Regions from separate parts of the Homo sapiens genome. Here region 2 is linked to region 1. Evidence: read pairs that join two places in POLR2A ChIA-PET (ENCODE). Cell type or tissue: PC-3. All regions are shown on one strand.

Region 1 (8,000 bases):
TTTTCCAGGATTTGATTTTTTATTGTGTGTATTTCCAGCCTGAGCCTGGCAATTTCATCTTGCATCAAATGGTTTTTATGCAACAGGTCTTCTTCTTTTTCATGACTATCAGAAATCTCAAACTGCAGAGTTCTTGTTCCCATTCAAGTTTTTGATATTCTGTGATATTTCTTTTTTTTCAGATAGTCTCTTTTGTAGTACACTAGTCTTTTTCATTTTTTAATTTTTACTGTAAGTCACTCAGTGATTATCTTTAAGTTCCACTGATCTTTTACATAAATAAACTGCATTTTTAATTTTCTTTTTTTATATGAGATTCTGGAAATACTTCTTTTTTTAAATTATACTTTAAGTTCTGGGGTACATGTGCAGAACATGCGGGTTTGTTACATAGGTATACATGTAATGTTATCCCTCCCCTAGCCCCCACCCCCGGACAGGCCCCGGTATGTGATGTTCCCCTCCCTTTTCCATGTGTTCTCATTGTTCAACTCCCACTTATGAGTGAGAACATGTGGTGTTTGGTTTTCTGTTCTTGTGTTAGTTTGCTGAGAATGATGGTTTCCAGCTTCATCCATGTCCCTACAAAGGACATGAACTCATCCTTTTTTTATGGCTGAATACTATTCCATGGGTGTATATATGCCACATTTTCTTTATCCAGTCTATAATTGATGGACATTTGGGTTGGTTCCAAGTCTTTGCTGTTGTGAACAATGCTGCAGTAAACATACATGTGCATGTGTCTTTATAGTAGAATGATTTATAACCCTTTGGGTATATACCCAGTAATGAGATTGCTGGGTTAAATGGTATTTCTAGTTCTAGATCCTTGAGGAATCGCCACACTGTCTTTCACAATGGTTGAACTAATTTACACTCCCACCAACAGTGTAAAAGTATTCCTATTTCTCCCTGTCCTTTCCAGCATCTGTGGCCACCATGCCACTTTTTAATGATTGCCATTCTAACTGGCATGAGATGGCATCTGATGGTGGTTTTGATTTGCATTTCCCTAATGACCAGTGATGATGAGCATTTTTTCATATGTTTGTTGGCTGCATAAATATCTTCTTTTGAGAAGTGTCTATCCTTCGCCCACTTTTCGATGGGGTTGTTTTGCTCTTATAAATTTGTTTAAGTTCTATGTAGATTCTGGATCTTAGCCCTTTGTCAGATGGATAGATTGCAAAAATTTTCTCCCATTCTGTAGGTTGCCTGTTCACTCTGATGATAGTTTCTTTTGCTGTGCAGAAGCTCTTTGGTTTAATTAGATCTCATTTTGTCTATTTTGGCTTTTGTTGCCATTGCTTTTGGTGTTTTAGTCGTGAAGTCTTTGCCTATGCCTATGTCCTGAATGGTATTGCCTAGGTTTTCTTCTAGGGTTTTTATGGTTTTGGGTCTTACGTTTAAGACTTCCTCTTTTCCTAATTGAATACCCTTTATTTCTTTCTCTTGCCTGATTGCCCTGGCCAGAACTTCCAGTACTATGTTGAGTAGGAATGGTGAGAGAGGGCATCCTTGTCTTGTGCTGGTTTTCCAAGGGAATGCCTCTAGTTTTTGCCCATTCAGTATGATATTGGCTGTGGGTTTGTCATAAATAGCTCTTCTTATTTTGAGATGCGTTCCATCAATACCTGGTTTATTGAGAGTTTTTAGCATGAAGGGCTGTTGAATTTTGTTGAATGCCTTTTCTGCATCTATTGAGTTAGGGAGGATTCCCTCTTTTTCTATTGTTTGGAATAGTTTCAGAAGGAATGGTACCAGCTCCCTTTTGTACCTCTGGTAGAATTCGGCTGTGAATCCATCTGGTCCTGGACTTTTTATGGTTGGTAGGCTATTAATTACTGCCTCAATTTCAGAACTTGTTATTGGTCTATTCAGGAACTCGACTTCTTCCTGGTTTAGTCTTGGGAGGGTGTATATGTCCAGGAATTTATCCATTTCTTCTAGATTTTCTACTTTATTTGCGTAGAGTTGTTTATAGTATTCTCTAATGGTAGTTTGTATTTCTGTGGTATCGGTGGTGATATCCCCTGTATCATTTTTTATTGCATTTATTTGATTCTTCTCTCTTTTCTTCTTTATTAGTCTGGCTAGCAGTCTATCTATTTTGTTGATCTTTTCAAAAAACCAGCTCCTGGATTCATTGTTTTTTTCGTGGTCTCTATCTCCTTCAGTCCTGCTCTAATCTTAGTTATTTCTTGTCTTCTGCTAGCTTTTGAATTTGTTTGCTCTTGCTTCTCTAGGTCTTTTAATTGTGATGTTAGGGTGTTGATTTTAGATCTTTCCTGCTTTCTCTTGTGGGCATTTAGTGCTATAAATTTCCCTCTACACACTGCTTTAATTTTGAAATGGAGTTTTGCTCAGTTTCCCAGGCTAGAGTGCGGTGGCATGATCTCAGCTCACTGCAACCTCTGCCTTCTGGGTTCAAGTGATTCTTGTGCCTCAGCCTCCCAAGAAACTGGGACTACAGGCATGTGCCACCACACCCGGCTAATTTTTGTATTTTTAGTAGAAACAGGGTTTCACCATGTTGGCCAGGCTGGTCTCGAACTCCTGACCTCAAGTGATCCTCCTGCCTCGGCCTCCCAAAGTGCTGGGATTACAGGCGTGAGCCACCATGCCCAGCCCCATGTCCTTTTTAATGCCTGGATTGACTTTGTGGGACATGAGGCCAAGGTACCTTTTAAGATGTCACCTGTATAGCATACTAGTAGTGAATGTAGGCTTTGAAGTCAGATGCATCTGGCTGTGAGCTGTGACTAGTCATATACTAGTTGTGTCATTTTGAACAGGTTACCTAACCTCTGGCTCCTCAGTTTGTTCATCTGTTTAAAAATTGTGGGAATAACAGTTCCTGCTGGGTCATTGCAAGATGTCAGTGAGACGTGTCAAGTGCTTAGAATAGGGCTTGGCATAAGTAGAGTCTCAGTAGGGTAGGTGTTATTTAATCCCAGAAATAACTGACAACTTTGGAAGATGAGAGTGAATGTCTCCGATCATTAATTTATTTAACAAATACTTATCTAGTACTATGTGCCCGGCGCTGTAGACACTGCCATGTTTTATCTCATTCAATATTCACAGTGACTGCCCAGTGAATGGTATTGCCTCCATCCTCTGAGAAGGTAAAGAGCCTATCCCAGACCCCACGAGTGGAGGCGTCAGGGAGGGGTTCTTGGCAGGAGATGGGTCTTGTAGAAAGGCTTCTGCTTTGCTTTCACTCACGGCCTGTGGCCAGTTTGCTCAGACAGCTCCCATCAGGACACCATTGGCAGCTTTTGCATGACCCTGCCTCCCAGGGTCTTCCTGCGTTTTTCCTTAAGTTGCCTTATTCTTTGGTTGTTTCCCTACTTGTTTTTGTTAGACTGTGGGAGGAAGAAATCCATTTCAAATCTGCTGAAACCTGTTACCAAGCAACAGCAGTGATTAAAAGCAACCTGATGAGTGAGTAAAGAATTAGGGTTTCAGACCTGTAGTTAATGATGGTCTCTGTCTCCCTGCTGCCCTGCATTCCCTTCCCTTCCGTTCACTGCTGGGTGAAGGAGGGCTTGCTGCATTTTGGAAGTTAAGGGAACCAATAAGGTGACTCTTTTGCAGATTGGAATATGGTGCTCAGCCAGCCATATGGAAGCACTGTCCTGGCGTGATCTGCCCTGGGCTGTTGGCTCTCTGAGTGCTGTCTTGGGAGGAGCACTGCCCTTCAGAACAGAAGAGATGGCTTCCAGTCCCCTCTCCCCCTTCTCCCAGTCTCTCTGAGGCTGCTTGTTGGGTATTGGGCGTGCTGTGTACTAACTCACTCCCGTCTCTTGTCTCATTATCTGAAATGCATCCCCTTTTGCAGAAAGGGCTCAAACGGAGCCTTCAGTTCTGCTCCTCTGCATAGCCGTAGCTCAGATCCTAGCTCAAGATGTCTTGTCTGGGAAGGGCAAAACATGGTCCCCAGTGTAGCATTTTCACTGGGTTGATTATCTCAGTGGTGGATCATCTATCACCCTTGTGTGGTGACTTTGTGAATTATCTGCCTGAGTGCCACTTCCCTTCCACCCTAATCACTGCAGGCTCAGGGAGCAAGAAATAAAATCATGAAATGCATTCCAAATAAAATTACCTTTTGGCTGGGTGCAGTGGCTCACACCTGTAATCTGAGCACTTTGGGAGGCTGAGGTGGGTGGATCGCTTGAGGTCAGGAGTTCAAGACCAGCCTGGCCAACATGGCAAAACCCCATCTCTACAAAAAATACAACAGCAAAAAAATCAGCCAGGCTAGCTGGTGTGCGCCTATAATCCCAGCTACTTGGGAGGGAGGCTGAGGCACAAGAATTGCTTGAACCCAGGAGGTGGAAGTTCAGTGAGCCGAGATCGCACCCCTGCACTCCAGCCTGAGCAACAGAGTGAGACTCTGTCTCAAAAATAAATAAAAAAAAAAATCACTTTTTGATACTTCTGTTAAAATAGATAATAAGGAACCATATCTTAAAGTGTGGAGGATCTGGCTTGGCTTCTGTTTTTGATAGCTCTATGAAAGTGACAGATTTGCATCATGAGACTTAGTGGAATGAATTGGGAAATTGAAGGGCAGCCCAGTGGCTATGGATTCTATTTTCTATGGGACTGTCTACGCCAGGCTTTATTTTCTCTTTGCTCAGATAACTTCTGACTAGAGTCGACGGTAGGATTATAAATGGTTTAAAATACGTATTCTCAAACCTCATTTTCAGCATATAAATTTTTAAGAATCAGTGTTTAAAGGTACGTGAAACCATTTGCTAGATTTTTGTCCTAGTTTTTTTTTTTTAATTTAAAAATCTTAAGTTTTTTTTAGTAAGCTTAAGATGTCCAGTAGTTTATTTGCAGACAGCATTTTTAAAAAGTGAATAGATGTTTAACTGAAGTTAAATACAAATTTATGTCTGTGTAACTCTTGGTAAGATATAACAAAACCTAGACATCTAAATTTTTTGGAAATTTTTATTTTAAAAGTTTGTTGGGAGGTAAAATTGTGTGACTTTACCTTCTGGTTAATAGTTTTATAGTTAAGAAGAAAGTCCAGCGAAGTTTACTTGATCTCAGTTGCACTCAAGAATAGGGGATTTAGTTCCACTTTGGTTATTTTCACTTCTACCCTAAATTCATAGTCCCTGATACTTAAGCTTTACCCTTGGCTTACCAGTTTTCATTGCAGCGAGTAAATGGGGAGTAGCAGAGCCTTTGTTAATGTAAATTGACAAAAAGTATGTCCTTTTCTAGCAGGAGCAGATAAACTGATAATGGTCTTAGAAATGTAGAAAATGATTTTTTGTAGACAGGATGATCTGTCTAGATTGTAGCAAATGATGGTACATATTCACAACAAAGTTGTGCCACTACATTTAATAAACAGCCACAAACAACAAAAGGACAACTGGTCCCCGATATAAATGGACTAGCTACCTGGACATAATATCCTTGTGAGGCATCCTTAAAGGACAAATTGCAGCTGGTATTTGGGTGAATGTTGTTGCTCTGTGCCTGTTGAATGTCCATGCTACAAGAAGTTATGAGCCTTGTTCTAAGTACAGATGAACCTTGTATTTGTGTAATCTCCCAAGGGAGAGCTATGGTTTACATTCAATTTTTTGGTCTTTCTGCTATGAAACGTGTTTATTTTGCCTCTGTCAATGTGTTTGCAACCTTAAGTAAGGAAAGGGAAAAAAAAAATAGCCCTCTGAACTCTGATCTTTTGCCGCTTCTGTAGATTTTGATTGTGAAGTTGGGAGTGAGGACATTCAAAAGCCCATGGTGAATGCATATGCCTTTAGAATATTGTGCCTGTTTTAAAATGTTTGAGCTTTTAAAATACGTTGTTAAAACATGAATCCATTTTTGTAATTGTATAAATACTCATAACTAATTTTGAATGCTACTGATTGTGTAACTGAATTTTTGTATCCAAAAATACATTCTTGAGTACTACTTTTCCTACCTTGAAAATCTATTTCATTTACTAAATATTGTTTTCTTTATGCTAACTTAACTTTAAAAGGAATGTTGCCAAGCTGTCTCTCCTCCCCCATCACAATTGTTAGTTTTTTTTGCTTTCTTTCTTCAATAAATGATAGCATTATGATCTTTAATAAATCTAGTGTTGTCTCTTACTCATGTCTGTATTTCCAGGAGTCTTTAAGCCAAAGGAAGACTGTAGAACTGTAAGAAAAAACCGTATCTTTAATTTGAATTCTCAGTGTGTAGCACACATTATAGGCACTTAAAGATGTTTTGGGGGACCTAACCTGACATGTAGTCCTCTCTTTTAAATGACTTAGGGTTTCACATGGGTCTAGGGACAGTTTGGAAGGTTTTTAAAAAGTAAGACATTTCCTTAAGTGTTTATTTTGGAAAAAAAATACACACACACATACATACATACATACATACATACAAACAAATAAATATATATATTTTTGAGATGGAGTCTCACTCTGCTGCCCAGGCTGGAATGCAGTGGTGTGTTCTTGGCTCACTGCAACCTCGGCCTCCCAGGTTCAAGTGATTCTTGTGCCTCAGCCTCCGAAGTAGCTGGGATTACAGTAGCGCACCACACCCAGCTAATTTTTGTATTTTTAGTAGAGACGAGGTTTCACCATGTTGGCCAGGCTGGTCCTGAACTCCTGACCTCAGGTGATCCACCTGCCTCAGCTTCCCAAAGTGCTGGGATTATAGACCTGAGCCACTGTGCCTGGCCTATTTTGGTATATTCCTACACACCTAGCTGGTTTAGTTATTTTGTGTAAAGTAGGTTGTCTAATTGGTGTAAAGTTGTTCATGATGTTTCCCTATTTTAATATTTGTAAGATTTCTACTTATGTCCTTTCTTTCATTGCTAATGTTGGTAATTTGAGCCTTCTCTTGCCTTGCTTAGTGTAGGTAGAAGGTTGGCAGCTTTTTTCATTGATCTTTTCAAAGGCAACTTGGTTAAGATTTGAACACACAAAGCCAGATATGTGAATGGCCAACAGATGTATCTAGTACCTATTGTGTTATCATATGAAGTTTAAGAAAATAGGTAAAATAACTCTGGACTTTCAAGTTCTTTGGTGCTTCCATTGGTGATAAAATAATGAAAAGCAAGGAAGTTATTTGCGTGAGTTAGAATAGTCATTACTTTGAGAGGGACAGAGAGAATAGGGATTGGGAGGGGAAATGATGTGAGGGTGCCTCTGGGTGCTGGTCATGGTCTTTTTTCAAAGACCATGTGGTAGTTCAATGGTATTTGATAAATCATTGTGCTATATATGTATTTTTTTGTTTGTGTACTTTTCTATTGTGTTATGTTTTACAATAAAAGAACCAGTATTTGGATTCATTGATTTTCAATGTTCATTGTCTATTATTTGATTTTTTCCTCTTATTTTCTTTCTTTTTTTTTTTTTTTGAGATGGAGTTTTGCTCTCGTTGCCCAGGCTGGAGTGCAATGGCATGATCTCGGCTCACTGCAACCTCTGCCTCCCGGGTTCGAGAGATTCTTCTGCTTCAGCCTCCTGAGTAGCTGGGATGATAGGCATGTGCCACCACACCTGGCTAATTTTGTATTTTTTTAGTAGAGATGGGTTTTTCCATGTTGGTCAGACTGGTCTCGAACTCCTGACCTCAGGTGATCCGTCTGCCTCATCCTCCCAAAGTGCTGGGATTACAGGCATGAGCCACCACACCCGGCCTATTTTCTTTCTTACACATACTTTGGGTTTAATTTGTTCTGTAGCTATTTAAAGTAGAAGCCTAAACCATTGATTTTTACGTCTTTTTTCTAATAGCATTTAAGCCATAAATTTCCTTTTCAGCACTGCATTAGCTGTATCTTACAAATTTTTATATACTGTGTTTTTAATTCAATTCAAAATATTTTCTTGTCTTCTGTGATTTCTTTTTTGACTCATTGATTACTTATAAGCATGTTAACTTCTAAACATTTGGGGATTTTGCAGATCTCTTGATTTCTAATTTAATTTCATTATAGT
Region 2 (8,000 bases), 51 kb after region 1:
TTTCTCACTTTACATGGCATTAGCATTTTCACCACATGCAATGATAAAATGTCCTTTGCCAGAGACAGCGCAGTGGTGATTAAGTGCTGGAGTAAGCAAAGATGGAAAGGGCCTCTGCCTCTCAGAGTGCTGGGATTACAGGCATAAGCCATCGTGCCTGGTGGGAAAGGGAAGGAAAAGAGAGGGAATTAAACTGGTTTTACAGAAGACAAAGGGTTCTGTTTGCCCATGTGTATCCTACTTTTACTAACACTTCTTGTCTTTGTAAATGCAAGATAACGGCTCTCAAAATCAAGTACAATCCTTTTGCCAAAGCCTTCTTGGATGCCAAGGAAAGGTAAGTAAAGAAATTTTAGTGAAATCTTCTAATGAATGATTTATGCAAATACAAATGTGGAATTTATGATTATCTTGAAAGGAACTAGACTAGTAGCACTTTCATTACCTTTTATAGAAATAGGCTTTCGGCCAGGTGCGGTGGCTCATGCCTGTAATCCCAGCACTTTGGGAGGCCGAGGCGGGCAGATTACGAGATCAGGAGATCGAGACCATCCTGGCTAACATGGTGAAACCCCGTCTCTACTAAAAATGCAAAAAATTAGCCGGGTGTGGTGGCGGGCGCCTGTAGTCCCAGCTACTCGGGAGGCTGAGGCAGGAGAATGGCGTGAACCCGGGAGGCGGAGCTTGCAGTGAGCCGAGATGGCGCCACTGCATTCCAGCCTGGGCGACAGAGCGAGACTCCGTCTCAGAAAAAAAAGAAATAGGCTTTCAATATTCAATTCAATATTCAACAACATCTAGAAAATTCAAATCATAATTATCTATTCGTTATAATAGGGATCCGGGAGAACTGTTAACTAACAATTTTTTTTAAAGACCTGTTTTACTATGAATTCTTGAAAGTAGCACAATCACATTAAAAAAATTAAATGATTTAGATTTATAATAATTCACTCTGCCTTTTTCCTAATTACTTCTGAGTAGCATGGCATTAATAAATTGCTTTTTTAAAACTACATTTAGCCTAGGAAAAGTGAAAAATGGAGACAGGTTCACATTTCCTCTGCTGAGAAAAGAAGTCGGAGACTTCTGGGGGTATGAGTGATGATTCTGCTACTTCGGGGCAGCGACCTGCCATCTCTATATCTTTTCTTTCTTCCTTCCTTTCTCTCTTTTTTCCTTTCTTTCTTTCCCTTCTTTCCCTTTCCTTCTTTTCCTTCCTTCCTTCTTTTTCTTTCTTCCTTTCCTTCCTTCCTTTGCTTCCCTCCTTTCCTTCCTTTCCTTCCTAGCTTTCCTTCTTCCCTTCCCTTCCATTCCCTTCCCTTCCCTTCCCTCCCTCCTCTCCTCTCCTCCCCTCCCTCCCTCCCTCCCTTCCTTTCTTTCTTTCTTTCTTTCTTTCTTTCTTTCTTTCTTTCTTTCTTTCTTTCTTTCTTTCTTTCTTTCTTTCTTTCTCTCTCTCTCTCTTTCTTTCATTCTTCCTTCCTTCTTTCTTTTTTTTTTTTGAGACAGAGTCAGGCTGGAGTGGCACTATCTTGGCTCACTGCAACTTCTGCTTCCTGGGTGCAAGCGATTCTCATGTCTCAGCCTCCCTAGTAGCTGGGATTACAGGTGGCCACCACCATGCCCAGCTAATTTTTTATGTTTTATTTTTAGTGGAGACAGGGTTTTGCCATGTTGGCCAGGCTGGTCTTGAACTCCTGACCTCAGGTCATCCACTCGCCTCGGCCTCCCAAATTGCTGAGATGACAGGCTTGAGCCACCGTGCCCAGACTCTATGTCTTTTGCATCCCAGGAAAAAGAAGATGATGGTGCTTATCACTGACTTTTTAATTGACAAAGCCTACAGTATAATATGATTATCTTTTTAATGTTCAGATTTTATTGCTTGAGTTTCAAATCTTTTAAATAGTTTTTATAACTGTCTAATCTTTCCTGTTCACCTTAAAGGCTCTGATAAGGCTCTAGATTAATGGACAGATGTTCATAATGATGCATCACATGACCCTGTCCTGTCCAATATTTGAATATATTATTATTATTATTTTAGAGATGGGGTCTTGCTCTATCACGCGGACTGGAGTACAGTGGTGTGATATAGCTCATTGCAGCCTTAAATTCCTGGGCTCAAGCTATCCTCCTGCTTCAGCCTCCCAAGTAGTGGGGACTACAGGCATGTGCCACCATGCCTGGCTATGTGTTTTTTTTAAAGAGACAGGGGCTCTCAGTATGTTGCCCAGACAGTCTCAAACTCCTGGCCTCAAGTGATCCTCCTGCCTCCGCCTCCTTAGTTGCTGAGATTGCAGGAGTGAGCTACTGTGCCTAGCTCCAATATTGGAATAAATTATGATGATATACAAGACACACTTATAACGTTTTCAGTTAACAAAAGGCCTAAAGGATAAACTGATATGTGAGATGACACAATCTAGATTCAAAGTGACAGTAGCATGGTATAATACAAAGAATTTAGGACTTTGAGTAAGAGGTCCTGACTGAATCCTTGCTCTGTAATTTACTGGCTGTTTGTTCTTGCATAAGTCAGTTTACCTCCTCGAGATCCACTTTTCTAATCTACAAAATTAGAAAAATATGTTAATATTTCCCTCACAGGGTCATTGGTGGATCTAGCATATCACATATGTAATTGTGCCATGGAATTGTGCTGTTATTATTGCTTGAATCTTGTCAGTCAGGAGCAATATCCCCAAATTATTCAGATCAAAATAAACAGGGATAGCTGTAAATGTGGTAAAGAGGGGTAAACAGTAAAACTGCAACTCCAAGAGCAATTGCACAAGTAGAGACAGCACCCCGAAGGAAGGAGAATGGGGAAGGACAGGAGCTTAGGAAAAAGGTGTTTGGTTTTCTTATTCTAAGAAATTGATTGCTCTTCAAGGAGAATTTTGGGTATGCTTTATAGTGGACATACATAAAAAGTTGGACAGCCATGGTGCATTTTCTTTACTCTTTCAGAAATCACCTAAGAGACGTACCGGAGGCTATCTCTGAGAGCCAGCATGTGACCTATTCTCACTGTGAGTTGGGTGTACATGAGGCGGGAGGTGCGTGGGGCTGTACCTGGAGCCAGCTCCTTCCACACTCAGACTCTTTGCCTGTCAGGACTGCTTAAGGACTTCCAAATCAAAACCCAACACACAGTTTATTCTATTAAGGACAAATTTGTGCCCTTTCCAGAATTCCAGAGAGAGAGCCAATGGTCCTAGGCTTAAGAGACTTAAAAAAGTCTTAGGCAGGAGATAAGAATGAAAATGATGAATTTCTTAGACTCTGGTTTTCTTGTCAGTAAGGCTCTGAGCCCTCAACAGTGTGTTCTCGGCTTGCCTCCTAACGTTATGCTTGCCACTCTGGTCTCTCTGTTTTGGAGTTCTCCTGTTCTTAGTGTTTGCTAATTTTGGAGTTGGTTCCCATAGCAATGTGTCATGCAGGCTGTAGCCTCCATGGGGAAGAGTCTTTATTTGTGGGCTGGAAGGCTGTAGGAAGAGGTGGAGTAATATAGCTGGGATTCTGAAGGTAGTGTTGGATGTTCCCATCAGGGTGTTACCTTGTCCATGTCCCAGGATGGTGGAGGGAATCCTCTGCAGCTGCAATGCAACCCACGATCAGTGACATCAGAGTAGGAAAGTTAACCCTGATGTCTGAAACCCTCTTTAATTTGGATTATATTGGCTTGCAAAGATCCCTTATGCAGTTTGCCAGCTGCAGAGTTCTTTACTTCTTCCTTCCCTTCAATCTTACTGCACCTTCCATAACAGACCTGGGAGTATAGCCGCATAAAGAGAAGCAGCTCTCAGAAAAGCACTCTTTTTTTTTTGAGATGGAGTCTCGCTCTGTTGCCCAGGCTGGAGTGCAATGGCCCAGTCTTGGCTCACTGCAACCTCCGCCTCCCGGGTTCAAGTGACTCCTCTCCCTCAGCCTCTCGAGCAGCTGGGCCCACAGGCATGTGCCACCATGCCCGGCTAATTTTTGTATTTTTGGTAGAGATGGGGTTTCACCATATAGGCCAGGCTGGTCTTGAACTCCTGACCTTGTGATCCGCCTGCCTCGACCTCCCAAAGTGCCGGGATTACAGGCATGAGCCATTGCCCCCGGCCGAAAAGCACTCTTTAAAAATGACTGTCAACCTAAATGAAAAAACTGAGGCAACATTAATATAAGTAAAAAGTTTATTTGGGTCAAGTTTGAGGACTACAGCTTGGGAGCACAGATTCAAGTTCCCCTGAATATATACTTGGGTTAGCAGCAGTTACAAGTGGATTTTTAAAGGGAAAAATAAGAGGTGATTCATAAACTGTCTACTGTAACATGAGCTGCTGATTGGTTATATATTGTTCTTTGTATCACACATTCCAGGAACGTGAAGATAATGGGTGAGGCAGCTAGTCAGGAACAAAAATGCCTTTAAAGAATTGCCCCCAGGCATGGGTGCAGGGGGTGCCCTTGACTGAAGCTGCTCCTCACACTCACATCCCTCTGGGTCTGATAAATTTTGCATGCCTCACATAACTCAGACTGTTCTGAGCTGTTTTTCTTTTATCACTTCCCCCTCAGTTTTTTCCTTTAGGTGGAATGAACTGGAATAAAAACCTCGTTTTCTAGGTTAGGGCCATGTGCAGAACCATAGGAGTTCAAAGTTCATGTGTTGCAATCTTCTCAGCAAACTTCTTGAGGTGTGTACATTATATGTGGCAAAGTCTGGTTCTGAGGGGCCACTTGCCTGGTTTTGCCCGCTGGGTGCATGAATCTTGATTCTGTTAGTCAGATGGGGACCCCTTGGGCCATAAGTTTGTGCAACTCTGGGAAAATGAAGATGACAAAAGGATTTGTTGGGAATGATTGTAATATGAACTTTGTACAATTTGCTTACTTGTACTTAAAAAGTATTAAGCGAAGGCGGTGGGTTCTAATATCAAGCTCCATTTCCTCATTGCCGAAGCCCAGGTGACAATCCTTAGCCAATGTTCTTAAGGAACAGCTCTGTTTCTATCTGAATCCCCATCCACTGATCCCTTAGCTGAGGCATGGTCAGCGGGAGAACAAGCTTCTTGTTTTGGGGCCTGCAGTACTAAGTCTCAGTCTTTGCCCATAAACTCACTCGAAATAGTCTTCTGTTCAGAATCTTTCTACAAAACATTTTGCAGTCGTCCAAAATATTCTGCAAAATGCTTGCTGCCTGCCAGTAAATAAGTGGAATGAAAAAGAAGAAAAAAGGAAAAAAACCCCAAAACCAAAAAAAAACCCCAAAATGCTTGCTGTCAAGTTGTGCTAGGCCAGCTCTCCCTTTCTGTGCTGTCAGAATTCTCTTTGTGGGGTGGGGTTGGAAGGCATCATGATATCTCTTGCTTAGAGTGAGAACTGAAGGCACCTTCACACTCGGCAGAAATAGAGAGGCTTTCACTCTTCCTGCGTAACCACATTAATCATTCCCTACCTTCCCTGGTAGCTGAAGGTCCATGAGTTACATATACGTGTAATGCCTCCTAGACTGCCTTTTATTTTAATTAAGCCTGAAGCACCTTAACTTTGCATTTCTATTAACTTCTGCATTCAGATAGTATTTCTTTTTATTTATTTATTTATTTATTTTTGTTATACTTTAAGTTCTAGGGTACATGTTCACAACGTGCAGGTTTGTTACATATGTATACATGTGCCATGTTGGTGTGCTGTACCCATTAACTCGTCATTTACATTAGATATATCTCCTAATGCTATCCCTCCCCACTCCCACTACCCCACGACAGGTCCTGGTGTGTGATGTTCCCCTTCCTGTGTCCATGTGCTCTCATTGTTCAATTCCCACCTATGAGTGAGAACATGCGGTGTTTGGTTTTTTGTCCTTGCGATAGTTTGCTGAGAATGATGGTTTCCACCTTCATCCATGTCCCTACAAAGGACATGAACTCATCGTATTTCATATTGCTATATTCCAGTGTTGCTTTAGAGGTTTTCCACCCTTTGATAGAGTCCTTTGATAGGACTGTAACCACCTGATAGGTTCTTCCTGCTGGTTGCACAAAAAGATGTTACTGAGAAGGGGTCCTGATCCAGACCCCAACAAAGGGTTCTTGGACCTCATGCAAGAAAGAATTCAGGGCAAGTCCACAGAGTAAAGTGAAAGCAAGTTTATTTAGAAAGTAAAGGAATAAAAGAATGGCTACTTCATAGGCAGAACAGAGGCATGGGCTGCTCAACTGAGTATACTTATAGTTATTTCTTGATTATATGCTATACAGGGGGTGGATTATTCATAAGTTTTTCAGGAAAGGGGCGGGCAATTCCCACAGCTGAGGGTTGATTTCTCCCCTTTTTAGACCGCATAGGGTAACTTCCTGACATTGCCATGGCATTTGTAAACTATCATGGTGCTTGTTGAAGTGTCTTTTAGCATTCTAATGCATTATGATTCGCATATAACTAGCAGTGAGGATAACCAGAGGTCATTTTCATTGCCATCTTGGTTTTGGTGGGTTTTGGCCGGCTTATTTACTGCATCCTGTTTTATCAGCAAGGCCTTTGTTGTATGTTGTGCTCACCTCCTATCTTATCCTGTGACTAAGAATTCCTAACCACCTGGGAATGCAGCCCAGTAGGTCTCAGCCTCACTTTACCCGGCCCCTATTCAAGATGGAGTCACTCTGGTTCAAACACCTCTGACACAAAGACCACAGCGTTGCAATAAAGAAAGAGTTTAATAGACATGAATCTGGCCATGCCATTTTGGGGACAGAGCTCTTACTCAAATCAATCTCTTCAAAAACTTGTAGGTTAGGTTACCTTTTTCAGAGGCAATTTCAGGGAAGAAGTGGGGGTAGCTAGACAATAGGTGCTTGCTGCTGATTGGTTGGATCAGAGATGAAATCACAGGGAATTGAAGCTGTCCTCTGGTGCTGAGTCACTTCTGGGTGGGGCCACAGGTGGGGTTGGTGGGTCCAGGTGGAGCCACTGGTGTCAGATATGCCAAAAACCTGAAAAGATATCTCTAAAGGCCTATCTTAGGTTCTACAATAGTGATGTTATCTGCAGGAGTAATTGGGAAAGTTGCGTATATTGTAAAGTCTGGAATAATGGCTGGCAATCATTTGTGTCTACATCTTAGCAGAATTCAGGCTCCTCTATGCTCCTAGCCTGGTAGTCTTTCATTAGCTTTACAAAGGCAGTTGAGTTTTAGAGAAGGATTACTATTATTTAAACTATAAGCTAAATGTCTCCCAAAGCTAGCTTGGCAGCTTGAAGGCTAAAGGCAAGAGGGAGATTGGGTAGATCAGAAGTCTTCAACTGCCAAAATTTTCTCACTGATACAATTTTTGCAAAGGCAGTTTCAGGACTGGTCATGCATTTCCAGAGAAGCCAAGTTAGCTGCTCATGGGCAAGGGCAGTGGCAGCTAGGGGATGGTACCACCACACAGGCTGGCACCATCACACAGGCTGGCATCAGTGTCATTTACAAGAATTGTAGCTGTGTAAAGTAGCTGGTCACCTGATTTTTGGTGTGGGAGTTCACAGACTCAGTCTTGGTGTATTCCTCTTGTCTATTTTAGTGGGAGGCTGGATCTTTTCCAATCCAGATGGAGTGTGCACAGCAGGAAACTCCAATTACCAGTATGCCGCTCCTCTGCCTCTGCCTGCTCCCCACACCCACCATGGCTGTGAGCACTATTCGGGTCTCCGAGGACACCGGCAGGCTCCCTACCCTTCTGCGTACATGCACAGAAACCATTCTCCCTCAGGTCTGTGACTCTGCTGATTAAACCCTTGGGGTATGGGCTGGGGTGGGGGCAGTCAGGAGAAATGGATAAACAGCTAGGAAAAGGAGTAGCTAAAGATGGAACCCCGTCATCTAATATACATCTATGATATGATTGTTTTTGTGTTTTATTTTATTGTTATTTTATGTACAAATATTTGATTAACTAGGTATAACAATCTTAGTTTTTTTTAAAAAAATTATTTCATAAAACCCCCAGTCTCCTGGTTTCTAA

Evidence for each region. ChIA-PET counts read pairs that join two places held together with the same protein. Peaks named below come from ENCODE experiments on the same cell type or tissue, not always from the same donor. Only the 100,000 strongest peaks of a DNase experiment are listed, where the experiment ranks them.
Region 2: POLR2A ChIA-PET joins it to region 1 with 12 read pairs; 5 of 35 experiments call an interaction of 5 or more read pairs at or near these places.

The regions. Positions count from the first base shown.
Region 1 is chr1:168,246,903-168,254,902 of GRCh38, forward strand. SFT2D2 (SFT2 domain containing 2) reads left to right here. Exons shown (of 8, transcript NM_199344.3): 8 at 1-6,119. It also overlaps the pseudogene ANKRD36BP1. Among named protein-coding and RNA genes, the nearest start is that of SFT2D2, 25 kb to the left of the region's middle. In PC-3, no CTCF peak of the experiment used is centred here; no DNase peak of the experiment used is centred here.
Region 2 is chr1:168,297,449-168,305,448 of GRCh38, forward strand. TBX19 (T-box transcription factor 19) reads left to right here. Exons shown (of 8, transcript NM_005149.3): 4 at 276-337; 5 at 2,974-3,035; 6 at 7,560-7,748. Among named protein-coding and RNA genes, the nearest start is that of TBX19, 21 kb to the left of the region's middle. In PC-3, no CTCF peak of the experiment used is centred here; DNase peaks (open chromatin) are centred at 4,413 and 6,493; H3K4me3 peaks cover 421 bases; H3K27ac peaks cover 2,106 bases.